Linked DNA regions of Homo sapiens: region 1 is linked to region 2. Evidence: chromatin loops called from intact Hi-C (ENCODE). Cell type or tissue: endothelial cell of umbilical vein. All regions are shown on one strand. Links, peaks and the distances in the headings refer to the core of each region. The heading gives the core; the rest is flanking DNA. Region 1 has its middle 350 kb from the start of LCORL. Region 2 has its middle 28 kb from the start of LAP3.

Region 1 (8,696 bases), core at 1,482-6,481, 820 kb after region 2:
GGTGATATGGTTTGGCTGTGTCCCTACCCAAATCTCATCTTGAACTGTGGCTCCTACGATTCCCACGTGTCATGGGAGGGACCCAGTGGGAGGTAATTGAATCATGGTGGCAGGTCTTTCCTGTGCTGTTCTCATGATAGCGAATAAGTCTCATGAAATCTGATGGTTTTATAAAGGGGAGCTTCCCGGCACAAGTTCTCTTCTCTTGTCTGCCACCATATGAGATTTGCCCTTCACATGATTGTGAGGTCTCCCCAGCCATGTGGAACTGTGAGTCCATTAAACCTCTTTTGTAAATGGCCCGGTCTCCAGTATATCTTTACCAGCAGTGTGAAACGGTCTAATACAGATGATAAGACTTTGTAGAAAACTCAGTTTTGCAAGAAACTGCTAAACTGTCTTCCAAAGTGGCTGCACTATTTTTCATTCCCATCAACAATGAATGAAAGTTCCTGTTGTTCTACATCCTAATCAGTAATTAGCATTGTCAGTTCTATGAACTTTTGCCATTCTAATATGCATATAATAGTATCTCATTATTGTTTAATTAACAATTCTTGATGACATATAATTTGGAGCATCTTTTCATAAGCTTACTTGCCATTTGTTTATCTTTCATGAGATGTTTGTTAAGGTCTGTGACCCATTATTTAATCAGGTTGTTTACTTAATGTTGAGTTTTAAGTGTGCTTTGTATATTTTGGATAGATGTCCTTTATCAGATATGAGTTTTCCAATTTTTTCCCCAATCTGTTGCTTATCTTTTTATTCTCTTACAGTATATTTTGCATATCAGAAATGTTAAATTTTAATTAAGTCCAATTTCTTTTTCTTTCATGAATTGTGATTTTGATGTTGTGTCTATAACATAATCACTAAACCTAAGTTCACCTAGATTTTCCTCTGGAAATTTTATAATTCTAATTTTACATTTAGGTTTATAATCTATTTTGAGTTAAATTTTCTGAAACATGTAAGGTCTGTGTCTAGTACTTTCTTTTTGCATATGAATGTCCAACTTTTCAAGCACCGTTTGTTGAAAAGACTATCCTATACTTTTTTATTTTTTTGTTTTTATTTTTTTACCAAATTGCCTGTGTTCCTTTGTTAAAGATCAGTTGATTATATTTGTTTATGTTCTTTCCCAGGTTCTTTTCCAATGATATATGTATCTATTATTTTCCAATATATGTATCTATTATTTTCCAATGATATATGTATTTATCCTTTTACTCATGTCACATTGTCTTGATTATTGTAGTCTTATATTGAGTCTTGAAGTAGAGTAATGGGAATCCTCCAACTCTGTTCTTCTTTAGTATTGTGTTGGCTATTCCAGATTTTTTTCCCTTTCTCTATAAACTTTAGAATAAGCTTGTCAATATTTTTAAAAAGAGCTTTTTGGATTTTTGATGGGATTATTATGAATCAATAGATCAAATTGGGAAGAAATAACATTTCAAATGCATTTATTCTTCCAATGCACAAGCATGGATTATCTCTCCATTAATTTAGATATTCTCATATTTCTTTGATCATTGTTTTATAGATATCTGCATAAAATTTCTGTCCATATTTGGTTAGATTTGCATGTAAGTATTTCAATTTTTTTATTATTTATTTTCTTCTTTTTTCTTTAGGCTTTAATTGCTCTTTTTTATCTAGTTTCCTAAGGTAGAAATTTATGGCATTGATTTTAAATCATTCTTCTTTTCTAATATACATGTTTAATGTTATAATGATTCCTTCCAGTACTGTTCTAGTTGTTTCTGATAAATTTTGATTTGTTATATTTTTATTTTTATTCAGTTGAAAATGTTTTCTAATTTCACTGTGATTTATTCTTTGACCTTTGGGTTATTTAGAAGCATGTTGTTTAATTTCTAAATATTTGGGGATTTTTCAGCTTTCTTTCTATTGTAGGTTTCAATTTTAATTTTTCTGTTGTCTAAAAACATATTTTATTTCTGGTATGACTTCCATTTTTTTTTGAAGATGTTAAGGTGTAGTTTTGGACTAGGTTGTGGTCTTCTGGTGAATATTATATATGGGAACAATATCCATTTTGTTGTCATTGGATGAAACATTCTATAAATGTAAATGCCAATTAGATCAAGTTGATTGATAGTGCCATTCTAACTAATTTCTTGCTGACTTTCTGCCTGCTTGATCTATCAACTACTACAAGAGAGATGTTGAAATTTCTAACCATAATATTAGATTTGTCTCTTTCTCTTTTCAATTCTATCAATTTTTACCTCTTTTGTTTTGACACTGTGCTGTTAGGTGCAAACACTTTTAGAAATGTAATGTTGTTTTCAGATAATTGATTTCTTTATCATTATGTAAGGCCTCTCTTTGTCTCTGATAATATTCCTTGTTTTGATGTCTACTTTGTCTGAAGTTAATATAGCTACTCAAGCTTTCTTCTGATTTTTGTTAGCATAGTATGACTTTCTCTCTCTTTTTTTTAATCTATCTGAGTCTTTTTATTTAAAATGGTTTCCTCATACATCTCTTAGAGTGGATATTGTTTTTTAAAACCATTTTGGCAATCTGTCTTTTAATTAATATATTTAAACCCTTTATTTAAAAGTTTGATGGATTAGGTGGATTTTTATATTCCATGTTTGGTTGTTCTTGTTTCTAAGTGTTCCTTGAACACCATTTCCATTTCCCCCACCATTTCTGTTTCATCTTGTTTTAACTGAGTATTTTATATAATTTGGTTGTATCTTCTTTCTCAGCAATTGATTATGCTTTTTTAAGAAATTATTGTAATGGTTACCCTAGAGTTTCCAATTTACATTTTAAGATAATCTAGAAGGTTTTATCCCCAAGGTGCTGAATTAGAGGCTTTCAGCATGCCTCAGCCACTTGGAAATAGCAAGATAGTGCACAAAGATAAACTCTGTGAGCTTTAATTCAAGAAAGAAAACAGGAATCCACTGGAGTCATGAGGGTACGCTAGATTCCAGGGAGAAGAATGTGGGCAAACAGGCTCCATGATGGAGTCTCGATGATAAAAAGATCCTGATACAGGGAGGCCCTCTCTCCCTTATGCCTGGGTAGACCTCCAGGCATTCAGACCATGCACACTTCTGTTTCAGCAGCCTGAGCCATCCCACCGTTCCTGGACATAGCTCATGGTCCAGTGAGACCCTCTCCACCCCCAGGCAGATTCCCAGGCATTTGGAGCACCAGCTCACCTAGATCAGCAGACTGAGCTGCCCTATCCTTCCTGTGCAGAGATCCTGATGCAGGAGGGCCCATTCTACTCTATGCCCAGGCATCTGGATGACCCACTTTCTTGAATTAGGAGTTTAGGCCACCCCCATCCCCACGTAGAGAACTTCAGGCCAAGGAGGTTTCCCAGTCTCATGCCAGATAAAGAAATAAAAAGAACAAATTCTACCTGCATGAAACAATTACAAGACTTAGAAGTGCCAAAATCTTCAGATGAGAATAAAACAGCACAACAATTCTGGCACAAAGTTGGTTTTCCAGCTCCATGCTTAGGCACACCTCTGGGTGCTTGGTGGCCATCCACTGGATTCTCCTTCAGCACTAGTGCTTGTGTCTGCCATCAGGGGACTGGTACTCAGACCTGCCCGATCCTGTCTTGCTCATTGTGGCTCCCACTCTCCAAGGCTAAGCAGGGAGTTTGGACCATTGTGCACTCTATGAATCAGCATTGTCTGAAGCAACAGAGAACTTCTCCCAGAAAACAAGGATCATATATACACACACACACACACACACACACACACACACATACATACATACATACATACATACATACATACATACATGGCTGCAGCCTGCTCTTACCCATAAGTGCCATCTACTGGCTTGTAGGTTAAACTGCACAGCCCAATATATAATAAAACTGTCCGACAGAAGTGCATAGGGCTAGAGAAGAAAAGCCAAAAGAGCATACCTAGCATTCTCTACAGTCACACTCCCTAGAGAGATGAGAAAAGGTAAAAAGAAAGAAGAACAAAAAAATAATATTATGGGGAAAGAAACAAAAATTCTACCTGCATGAAAACAATATAAAAATTAGATGTGCCAGTGTCTCCACATGAGAAGGAACCAGCACAAGAGTTCTGGCACCATGAAAAATCTGAATGTAGTTACAGCAACAAAGGATCACATTAGCTCTCCAGCAATGGTCCCTAAACATAATGGAAACCCAGAAGTGACAGATAAATAAAGCAAAGAATGGATTTCAAGGAAGCTCAGTGAGATCCAAGACAAGGTTGAAAATCAAGAAAAGGAAACCTTTAAAGCAATCCAGGAAATGAAGGAAGTGATGAACATCTTAGAAAGAAATCAATCATAGTTTCTAAAACCGAAAAACTCACTTGAGGAATTTCAAAATACATTTGAAAGCTTTATCCATATACTGGACCAAGCAGAAGAAAGAATTTCAGAGCTCGAAGACCAGTCTTTTGAACGTACTGAGTCAGACAAAAATAGAGAAAAAAGAATTTGAAAAGAAAACAAAATCTTCGAGAAATATGGGATTATGTAAAGTGACCAAACCTACAGGATATTGGCATTCCTGAGAGATAAAAAGTAAACAATATGAAAAACATATTTGAGGAACTAATAAAAACCAAACATTAATCTTCTAGAGAGGTAGATATCCAGATACGAGAAATCCAGACAACACCAGAGAGACACCGTACAGAACAAACACCACCAGAACAGACTCTCCAAGGTCATTGCTAAAGAAACATATCTTAAAGGCAGCTAGAGAAGAAGGTCAGATCACATAACAGTGGAAAGTACATCAGGCTAACAGAAGAATTCTCAGCAGAAACCTTACAAGCCAGGAGAGGCTAGGGGCCTATTTTCAGCATTCATAAAGAAAAGAAATTCTAAGAATTTCATATCCCACCAAACTAAGCTTCGTAAATGGAGGAGAAATAAAATATTTTCCAGGAAAGCAAGCACTAAGGAAATTCTTTACCACTAGACCAGCCTTACAAGAAATCCTTGAAGGAGTTCCAAACATGGAAATGAAAGAACTATACTTGCTACCACAAAAACATACTTAAGCACTACATAGCCCACAGACCTTATAAAGCAACCACATAATAGAAACTGCAAAGCAAATAGCTATCAACTTCATGATATTATTAAAACCTCACATATCAATATTAATTTTGAATGTAAATGGCCTAAACACCTCACTTAAAAGGAACAGAGTTGCAAGTTGGATAAAAAACAAGTTATCCATCTGCTGTCTTTAAGAGACCCATCTCACATGTATCAGCATGTAACCACATCCATAGGCTCAAAGCAAAGGATCAGAGAAAGCTCTAACAAGAAAACAGAAAAGAATAAAGAGCAGGGGTCACTATTCTCATGTCAAATAAAACAGATTTTAAACAAACAACATTAAAAAAAGGGCAAAGAAGGGCATTGCATAATGATAAAAGGTTCAATTCAACAGGAAGACTTAACTATCCTACATGTATATACACACACACACACACACACATATATACACACACACACACACACACACACACACACACATAAAAAATTGAGGAGGAGGGCATCCTACCTAACTCATTCTATGAAGCTGGTTTCTGCATATGCTCTGTGTTCTGTTCTGCATATGCTCTATGTATATATGCGTATATATATACACCTATATAGGTGTGTATATATATACGTATATACACATATATAGGTGTATAATATGTGTATATATGTGTATATATGTATATCTGTATGTGTATATATGTGTATATATGTATATCTGTATGTGTATATGTGTACACATACGTATGTGTATATGTGTACACATACGTATGTGTATATGTGTACACATACGTATGTGTATATGTGTACACATACGTATGTGTATATGTGTACACATACGTATGTGTATATGTGTATATATACTGTATATATACACACATATATACGTATATACACATATATGTATATACGTATATGTGTGTATATGTATATATGTGTGTATATATGTGCATATATATGTATATGTGTATATATGTATATATGTGTATATATGTCTATATACGTATATATACACACATATACGTATATATGTGTATATATACATATATGTGTGTATATATACACACATATATGTATATATGTATATATAGGTGTATATATGTATATATGTATGTGTATATATGTGCATATATATGTGTATATATGTATATATGTATATATGTGTATACACATATGTACACTTATATGTATATATACGTGTATTTATACACGTATATATACGTATATACGTGTATATATATGTGTATATGTATACATATATACACGTATATACGTATATATCTATATATACGTATATATGTATACGTATATATACACGTATATATGTATATATCTATATATACGTATGTGTATATATACGTATATATGTGTATATATGTGTGCGTATATATGTATATACGTATATATACACATATGCGTATATATACACATATATACACACATATATACACATATACGTGTATATATGTGTATACATGTGTATATACACACACATATATATACACACACAGATATGTACATATATATATGTATACACACACCCAATGTTGGAGCAACCAGATTCGTAAAACAAGTAGTTATCTATCTACAAAAGACTTAGACAACCACAGAATAATAGTCAGGGACTACAGCACACCACTGACACATTAGATCATTCAGGCAGAAAACTAGCAAGTAAATTCTGGACTTAAATTTGACACTTGACTAGTTGGATCTCACAGGCATCTACAGAACCCTCCACCCATCAACCACAGATCATACTTTCTTTGCATCTGCATATGGAACATACTTCAAGATCATCACATGGTTTGCCAGAAAGCAAGTTTCAATAAATTAAAAAAAATTTGAAATCATACCAACCATACTCTTAAACCACAGTGAAATAAAAACAGAAATTAATACCAAGAAGATTTCTCAAAAACACACAATTACGTGGAAATTAAACAACTTGCTTCTCAATGACTTTGGGTAAACAATGAAATTAAAGAAGGCATCAACAAATTCTTTGAAATAAAAGGCGACAGCGACAAAACATACCAAAGTCTCTTAGCTGCAGCAAAAGCAGTGTTAAGAGGAAAGTTTGTATCAGTAAATGCCTACCTAAAAAACTTAGAAAGATCTTGAATTAATGATCTAACATCATACCTAGAGAAACTAAAAAATAATGAGCCAACCGCAAAGCTGGTAGAAGGAAAGAAATAGCTAAAATCAGAGCAAAGCTGAACAGAATTGAGACCCCCAAACTGAATACAAAGGATCAAAGAAACCAAAACCTGCTTTTTTGAAAGGATAAACAAGATCAGTAGACTGCTAGCTAGAGTAACAATGAAAAAAAGAGAGAAGATCCAATTAGAAATGACAAACGTGACATTACAACTGATCCCACAGAAATATAAAAATAATCCTAGAGACTATTATGAACATCTCTGTGCACACAAACTAGAAAATCTGAAAGAAATAGATAAATTCCTAGAAACACATAATCTCCCAAGATTGAATTAGAAAGAAATCAAAACCCGCAAGAGACCAATAATGAGTTCTGAAATGGAAACAGTAATAAAAAACCTAACAACAACAACAACAACAAAAAAAAGCCACAGACCTGACGAATTCACAGCTGGATTCCACCTAACATACAAAGAAGAGCTGGTACCAATTCTACTGAAACTATTCTAAAAAACTGAGGAGGAGGGCATCCTACCTAACTCATTCTATGAAGCTGGTTTCTGCATAGGCTCTGTGTTCTGTTCATTTCTCTTCTGTGGATTCTAGGAGAGTATCGTTTGTCTCTTGCCTGCCATTTGGGCTAAAATCCAGCTCCTGATGTATGTTAAGTATGTATGTTAAGGAGCTGCAGTCTCATAATCCTAGAAGACATAGTAGTCTTGGACACTGCTAGTGGTTCCAGGACTCCCTGTCTATGAATCAGAATATGAGAATGTCCATAAAGTTCTTGTGCAATTTGAATTTGTAATAAATTTTCTTCCACATCTGATATACACAAACTGCAAAATGTGACAGAGGATTTACTCAGATTTGAAATACTGAAATGTTAACATTCAATAAGTCTACCATAATCTTACATACCTTTAGATATAGCTGTTATCATCCTGATACCAAAACTTGGCAAAGGCACAGTTAAAATAGAAAATTACAGGCCAATATCCCTGAGGAACATAGATGCAAAAAATCCTCAACAAAGTAGTAGCAAACTGCATCTGACAGCACATGATTAACTATGGTTAATTCACCATAGTAAAGTAGGTTTGATTTCTTGGATGCAAGGTTGGTTCAACATATACAAATCAATAAATGTGATTCACTATGTAAAGAGAATTAAAAACAAAAACCACAAGACTATCTCAACAGATATGGAAAAAGCTTTCAATAAAATCCAACATCGCTTCAAGGTAAAACCCTCAAGAAACTAGGCATTGAGGGAACATACCTCAAAATGATAAGAGCCATCTATGGCACACCCACAGCTAACATCATGCTATATGGGCAAGACTGGAAGCCTTTCCCTTGAGAACTGGAATAAAACAGGGATGCCCACTTTCACCAATCCTACTCAACATAGCACTGGAAAGACTAGCCAGAGAAATCAGGCAAGGGGAAGAAATAAAAGTCATCCAAAT
Region 2 (7,757 bases), core at 2,231-7,230:
CACCTGTGATCCCAGCACTTTGGGAGGCCAAGGTGGGTGGATCACCTGAGGTCGGGAGTTAGAGACCTGCCTGACCAACATGGAGAAACTAAAAATACAAAATTAGTCGGGCATGGTGGCACATGCCTGTAATCCCAGCTACTCGGTAGGCTGAGGCAGGAGAATAGCTTGAACCTGGGAGGAGGTTGCGGTGAGCCGAGATGACGCCATTACATTCCAGCCTAGGCAACAAGAACAAAACTCTGTCCCAAAAAAAAAAAGGTAATTACATGCTGGGGCGAGGGTAAGTTTACAGTAAATTTGCTAGTATGGAAGTGCTTATGTGCTATTATTTTAAAGTTTAGCTGGGGTTAAAGTAGCTACAGCAATGAGGTTGGAGTTGGCTAAACTGTGAAAGCAAGTTCGATGGAACCCTGGGTCCACTGTACTGGGTATGAATCACAATCTAGATAACCCAGAGTACTTACTGCAAAGTCAGCGATAGCTCTTCTGTTTTCCACATTGCCGCAAATTTCCCCTAAGGTGAGGCCTGCAGCTAGCTTGAATGGGGAAAGTCAGGGGGTAGGTATAAATTAATATCTTCATAAATTTGTATCAGCCTCACAGGTATGAATCTGTTAAATGTATATAAACATATAAAATATATATGTATCTCTATATAGCCAGCCAAAAGTGGGAAGAAATTGAATTGCCTCTGTATTAAGAGAGACATAATAAAACCAGACAGTAGCTTTGCCTGCCTGATGAAGGGAGGTGGCTCCTACAGGCCACCTGGCCTAGACAGCTGACACCCCCTGGGGTACGGGGACAGTTCTTTGGTGCAGTGATCAGCATGTCCTTAACAGACTGTTCCCGAGGTAATGCCTACTGCGATCTGCTCACCTGTGATCTGTCCACATGCCGTCTGCCTGCGCTGGGTTCTGTGCGTGCACGCAAGTCTCTCTGGTCCAGAAGCCAGAGCTGGGATGGAATTCAAGGAACCACAAAAGTCTCCCTCTCACTGTCAATTTTGAAGAATGAATAAGGGGTAGGCAGGCAAAGGCAAAAAACTCAGGGTGAGGGCATAAATAGAAGCAGAGGTATCGAGGCAGGAAACAGCACAGCCAGGTCACAGCAGTTCAGCACCCACTGGGACAAGCGCAAGACAAGAAGTATGGAAGGAACACAGGCAGGCGAGAAAGGTAGGGCCAGGTTCGAGAAGGATTCCTGCGTCCTGTGAAGGAACTGGGCTTCACTGAGGGCTGAGAAGCAGGATAGGTGGCGCATTAGAAGGAGTCCTCGAGCAGCATGTGGACAGCACATGGGAGCAGAGGATCCAGGCAGGAAGGTGGTGCGGCGTCAAGGGCAGAGGGAGGCAGCCTTCAACCAGTTCAGAAATGAACCAGGGCTGTCATGGGCAGGGTTATGCCCTGCACCGCCCCCCCAACTTATGTTGAAGTCTTGACCCCGGGTACCTCACAATGTGACATATTTGGAGACAGGGCTTTTATTTATTTTGTGAGACGGAGTCTCGCTCTGTTGCCCAGGCTGGAGTGCGGTGGCGTGTTCTCGGCTCACTGCAAGCTCCGCCTCCCGGGTTCAAGAGATTCCCATGCCTCAGCCTCCCCAGCAGCTGGGATTACAGGCTCGCTACCACAGGGCAGATCCCTCATGAGAGTAGATCTCTCAAGAATAGCTTGGGCCATCCCCGTGGTAACAAGTGAATTCTCGCTCTATTAGTTCACAGGAGAGCTAGTTGTTTAAGAGAGCCTGGCAGCTCCTCCTCCCCCCTTGCTTTCTCTCTCACCATGTGACAGGCCTGCTCCCACTCTGCCTTCCACCACGAGTAAAAACTTCCAGGTCGGGCGCGTTGACTCAAGCCTGTAATCCCAGCACTTTGGGAGGCCAAGGTGGGAGGATCACGAGATCAGGAGATCGAGACCATCTTGGCTAACATGGTGAAACCCTGTCTTTACTAAAATACAAAAAATTAGCCAGGTGTAGTGATGCATGCCTGTAATCCCAGCTACCCGGGAGGCTGAGGCAGGGGAATCGCTTGAACCCGGGAGGCAGAGGTTGCAGTGAGCTGAGATCACGCCACTGCACTCCAGCCTAGCGACAGAGCAAGACTCTGTCTCACATAAACAAACAAACAAACAAACAAAAAACAAGCTTTCTGAGGCCTCACCAGAAGCAGAGGCAAGCACTATGCTTTTTTTTTCTTTTTCTTTTTCTTTTTTTTTTGAGATGGAATCTGGTGCTGTTGCCCAGGCTGGAATGCAGTGGCACAATCTCAGCTAACTGCAGCCTCTGCCTCCAAGGTTCAAGTGATTCTCCTGCCTCAGCCTCCCAAGTAGCTGGGATCACAGGTGTGTGCCACCACACTCAGCTAATTTTTGTATTTTTAGTAGAGATGTAGTTTCCCCACATTGACCAGGCTGGTCTGGAATTCTGGACCTCAAGTGATCCACCCATCTTGGCCTCCCAAAGTGCTGGGATTACAGGTGTGAGCCACCACCCCTGTCCTACTATGCTTCTTATACAGAAGCATAGTATAAGATTCTGCAGCATTCTGTCTGCAGAATTGTGAGCGAAAATAAACCTCTTTTATTTATAAATTACCCAGCCTCAGGTATTCTTTAATAGCAACGTAAAATAGACTGACACAACAGCCATCTACAAGCCAAGGAGAGAGTCCTCAGAAGAAACCAACCTTTCTAACATTTTGATCTTGGACTTCTAGCTCCAAAATTATGAGAAAATAAATTTCTGTTGTTGAAGCCACCCAGTCTGTGGCAGCCCTAGCACTCTAATACAAGGGTACAATACGAAGTGGAGGAGGGTCAGGAAAATCAGCAAGACATCAGTTGCAAGAGAGGATAGAGAAGAAAGGATCGGGGAGGTCTCCCAGACCTCTTGTTTGACGACTGAGTAGAAGGCAGTGTCACTACCTGTAACGGGATCCAGGGATGAGGTGGATCTCAGGGCCTGTGGATGAGACATCCCAGTAAAAATGCGTAGCAGACAGTTGGATGTAAAAGTCTGAAGCGTTTCAAGAAGAGTGAAACAACCATGATTTTTGTCCCATTTCTGGGACCCTATTGCTCTGTGATATCTCTGAGCCTCAGTTTCTTCAACTGTAAAAAAGGTATATTGGCGGGGCGTGGTGGCTCACGCTTGTAATACCAACACTTTGGGAGGCCGAGATGGGTGGATCACTTGAGGGCAGGAGTTTGAGGCCAGCCTGGTCAACATGGGGAAACCCCATCTCCAGTAAAAATATAAAAACTAGCCAGGGGTGGTGGTGCATGCCTATAATCCCAGCTAGTGGGGAAGCTGAGGCAGGAGAGTCATGTGAACCCAGGAGGCGGAGGTTGCAGTGAGCCGAGATTGTGTGACTGCACTCCATCTCAAAAAAAAAAAGGTATACTAATACCTTTCCTGTCTACCAAGGAGAGTAGTTGAAGGGGCAAATGATAATAATACCATACATGTAAAAATTTCCTGAAAACTGAATAAGGCAGCATTAAAAAAAAAAAAATATATATATATATATAATTATATATAAGCTTTTCTGGGACGCCACTTTTAAAATCAAAAGATGATTTTAAAGCTTTGTTGAGTTCAGTTGAGGCTTTAAGAACAATTTGCCACAAAATGACAAAGCTCGTTCTGGGCATGATCATTTTATCAAATCCTGGATCTGGTAGTTAAAAGTGTCATTGTTTTCTTTTTTGTTTTGTTCTGTTTGTTACCAAAGGCTATAATTATTTGGTGGCAATTTGCCATTTCTGGAATCTTAATCATACTGGCTTATAATGTGGTCTGCTCTGAACAGAGCTTATTTATAACTACACAACTATGTGCATTTTCTTTAAGACTTAGGAGGAATATTATAAATCAGGGATAAATTGTTTCATAAGTGAATCAGAAAGAAACTAGAGAAGTAATGAGCTTTGACTGCCTTAGGTATTGTTGCTGTGATTGTTAAATGCATTAGCTAATAGTTTTACCATGGATACTATATAATACTATCACACCGTATATGTTTTAATAATCATATCAAAGCAATCCATGGTGCAAAATAATTTCTAAACTATGATTCTAAGGTTAAACATGTCTAAAAATGAAAGTGGTATGACCACCGTTTGCCACTAGGGGGAAGCAATCGATTGACCATAAACTCATCATGTCTCAGCGGGCGTGGGGCTGCCGGTTGGATCAAGGAATCTTGAATGATTCTTTCAGCTCAGAGTCACTCTGTGATTCCACTATGCTTCCAGTTTCAAGTTCCAATTGAGTAAGGAAATACCTTTTAATATTTTAGATAACGTTGCTAAGTATAACGAGGGTTATTTCTCAGCGGGGTGTTGCAGGACCCTAGGAAACAAAAACTGTTAGAACTTTAGAGGTCTTGACTGGGCGCAGTGGCTCACGCCTGTAATCCCAGCACTTTGGGAGGCCGAGGCGGGCGGATCACGAGGTCAGGAGATCGAGACCATCCTGGCTAACACGGTGAAACCCCGTCTGTATCAAAAATACAAAAAATTAGCCGGGCGTGATGGCGGGCGCCTGTAGTCCCAGCTACTCGGGAGGCTGAGGCAGGAGAATGGCGTGAACCCGGGAGGCGGAGCTTGCAGTGCGCCGAGATCTCGCCACTACACTCCAGCCTGGGCGACAGAGCGAGACTCTGTCAAAAAAAAAAGAATTTTAGAGGTCTTACATCCTACCAGTAACCTGTAACGTCACAGCCATAAAGGTTTTCTCTCTGGTCCTCTGTGTCAGCGCAGGGTTGTAAAAATCAAATTACTATACTTGATTAATAACTCATCAAGGATAAAATAGTATAATACATAGGCCCAGCAACTCTAACAAGTGACTGGCCTTTTTTTTTTTTTTTTTTTTTTTTTTTTTTTGTGAGACAGGGTCTCACTTCTCACCCAGGGTGGAATGCAGTGGTGCGATCTCAGTTCACTGCAACCTCCACTTCCCGGGCTCAAGCAATCCTCCCACCTTAGCCTCTCGAGTCTCTGGGACTGCAGGCGTGCGCCACCACACCTGACTAATTTTTGTATTTTTTGTAGAGATGGGGTTTTGCCATGTTGTACAGGCTGGTCTTGAGCTCCTGAGCTAAAGTGATCCGCCTTCTTTGGCCTCTCAAAATGCTGGGATTAGAAGCGGGAGCCACCACACCCTGCCCAAACTCAATTTTATATCTATAAAGTTTCATTCTTTTTAAAGATTATCACTGTAATAATATATATCAGAAAACTTAAAAAAATACAAAATTATGAGAAAGAAGATAAAGATGAAACCACTGTTTATATTTTATTTTCTTAAATGGTTTCCCAAATTACTGTATTTAATTAAGTCAACACCTTAAATCTCTTCTGGAATAAGGAAAGCAGGATGGGTAGATAGACCGACACAGATGTGAGGAATTATCTCAATAGTTTCCAAACCTGGCTGATGGTCAGAATTACCTGGTGAGCGTTTTAAAACTAAATCAGAATCTCTTTGGAGAGGGAGGAGAGGAAAGAAGGAAGCTAGACTCCAGAAAGAGAGAGAGAGCGAGCGAGAGAGGAGTGTGTGTGTGGTGTGTGTGTTTGGAGTTACCCAGTTGATGGTTTAGAGTTGGCATTTGCAAACTGCTGAGGTAAACAAGTTTGCAGGTGTTGCCACAGAAAATATACAGAGCTTCCTTGGTGTTCATGGGGATGTAAAAACAAAAAAAAAGAAAATATAAGGACCAGAATGGTTAAGAACTTAAATTCAACCCCAATAGTGAAGACCAAATTAGAATTAAATTATTTTACCAAAAAAGAAAAATTACTTTGTCATATGAAAAATCGTGGCAAGCATACATTTGACGTATTGATAACTGTAATGATACGTTTGGGTTTTTTTTCAGTCAGTGTTCTTTTATTAGAGAAAGGAGTTTATTGTAATCCTCAATACTGAGAACAGTTTGTCTCTGAAAGTATATGTAGATGAGCAAACTGCTAAACAAGAAAACAGTCCAGGCGCAGTGGCTCACACCTATAATCCCAGCACTTTGGGAGGCCAAGGTGGGCAGATCACGAGGTCAGGAGATGGAAACTATCCTGGCCAACATAGTGAAACCCCGTCTCTACTAAAAACACAAAAATTAGCCGGGCGTGGTGGCACATGCCTGTAATCACAGCTACTCGGGAGGCTGAGGCAGGAGAATTGCTTGAACCAGAGAGTTGGAGGTTGCAGTGAGCCAAGATCACACCACTGCACTCCACCATGGTGACAGGGCAAGACTCCATCTCAAAAAAAAAAAAAAAAAAAAAAAAAAGAGAGAAAGAAAGAAAAGAAAAGAAAACAAGAGTTCTCATTCACAAAGGACCTCTGCAGTTTAAAAATAAAAAAAGGCATCAGGATTTCTCAGGACAGTCACTTACATTTCAGGGACACCAGATTATTCTCTTTTTAATTTTGAGACAGAATCTCACTCTGTCACCCAGGCTGGAGTACAGTGGTGCCACCGCCGCTCACTGCAGCCTCAACTATGGGCTTGTGCCACCACACTCGGCTAATTTTTGTAGTTTTTGTAGAGACAGGAGTCTCACTATGTTATCCAGGCTGGTCTCCAAGTCCTGGGCTCAAGTGATACTACTGCCTCTATTTCCCAAAATGCTGGGATTACAGGTGTGAGCCACTGCTCTTGGCCCAGGGTAGTATTAAAGGAAGATCCCAGACCTGACAGAGGTGAAAATAAGAGAAAAGATGATTAGTCTCCTTTATTGTGGAAGCAGAAGAATGCCAAGAAATTCTTTAAAAGGCAAGTGGTTGGCCATTAATAATCGCCTGGGCTGGGAGTGCAGTGACTGTGGGACTTTGCATAATTTGAATGTTTATTTTATTCTAATATTTTTCCAAGAAGAAGCCATAATTTTATTTATGATAGAAACAGGTACAAATTTCAAACCAAGTTGCAGTTATTCTTTTGAAACACACAAAAACAGTCATTTTCAGGTGGTCACATTGTTAATTCTGTAATAGCAGTTACAATATGATTACTCTTGTTCTTCAAGGCTCGGACTTCCTTTGCTCTCAATACATTTGCTTGTGACATGACCAATTCTACGTCCTTAACTTCCACACCTGTATCATCAACCTTTTCCTCTCCAGTCTCGTCTTGTATAGTTGGAGTCTGTGTGTTTTCTTGAATGTTTGAGACAGCTCACTCTGTGTCTTAGCAGGTGCTACCCATGCTTGTTAAGATAAATCCTTGATCTTGGCTTCCCCAAAAACACACACATAGGTATCCGAAGCAGGATTCTTGTAGACATCTGGTTTTGTGATGACAAAGAAGATATTCTTAGATTTCCAGTAGTGACTGTAGTAACCCCTGTTATCTACGGAAGACCGAGTTTGGACATAGCCTTACGTGCCTTCTTTTCACTCTAACTCTGTTTTGCTTTACTGATTGACACTCATTGATTTCAGCTGCTGCTGCCAGCTGGGCTGCTTGTGTGGTATCTCTGTGGAATCCTGTTCCTCGAGCTCTGGTACTGATTTATCACTGTCAGCTTCTGTTCCAGACCCGGTCTCCACCTGGGGCTGTGGCAACTCCTGCTCTGTAGCAAGAATGGTTTCTGTGGCTTCACCAGGCATTTAGTGCAGGGAACTTGAGACCAGGATGGTGGCAGAAAGACAGCCAGCAAGAAGGCAACAGTTTGTTTTTTAAAAACTAAATGGGGCTGGGCGCGATGGCTCACACCTGTAATCTCAGCACTTTGGGAGGCCCA

What was found. Hi-C counts contacts between places; a loop is a spot of excess contacts. Peaks named below come from ENCODE experiments on the same cell type or tissue, not always from the same donor. Only the 100,000 strongest peaks of a DNase experiment are listed, where the experiment ranks them.
Region 1: a loop joins it to region 2, with 19 times the contacts of the local background. A loop is called at or near these places in 14 of 110 quality-filtered maps.

Annotation. Positions count from the first base shown.
Region 1 is chr4:18,363,354-18,372,049 of GRCh38, forward strand. No RefSeq gene overlaps it. Among named protein-coding and RNA genes, the nearest start is that of LCORL, 350 kb to the left of the region's middle. RefSeq lists an enhancer at 3,928-3,987. In endothelial cell of umbilical vein, for the core only: a CTCF peak has its summit at 3,834 (motif pointing left); a DNase peak (open chromatin) is centred at 3,838.
Region 2 is chr4:17,545,129-17,552,885 of GRCh38, forward strand. It overlaps the pseudogene NACAP5. Among named protein-coding and RNA genes, the nearest start is that of LAP3, 28 kb to the right of the region's middle. RefSeq lists enhancers at 1-240, 4,416-4,535. In endothelial cell of umbilical vein, for the core only: a CTCF peak has its summit at 4,144 (motif pointing right); a DNase peak (open chromatin) is centred at 4,183; H3K4me3 peaks cover 380 bases; H3K27ac peaks cover 398 bases.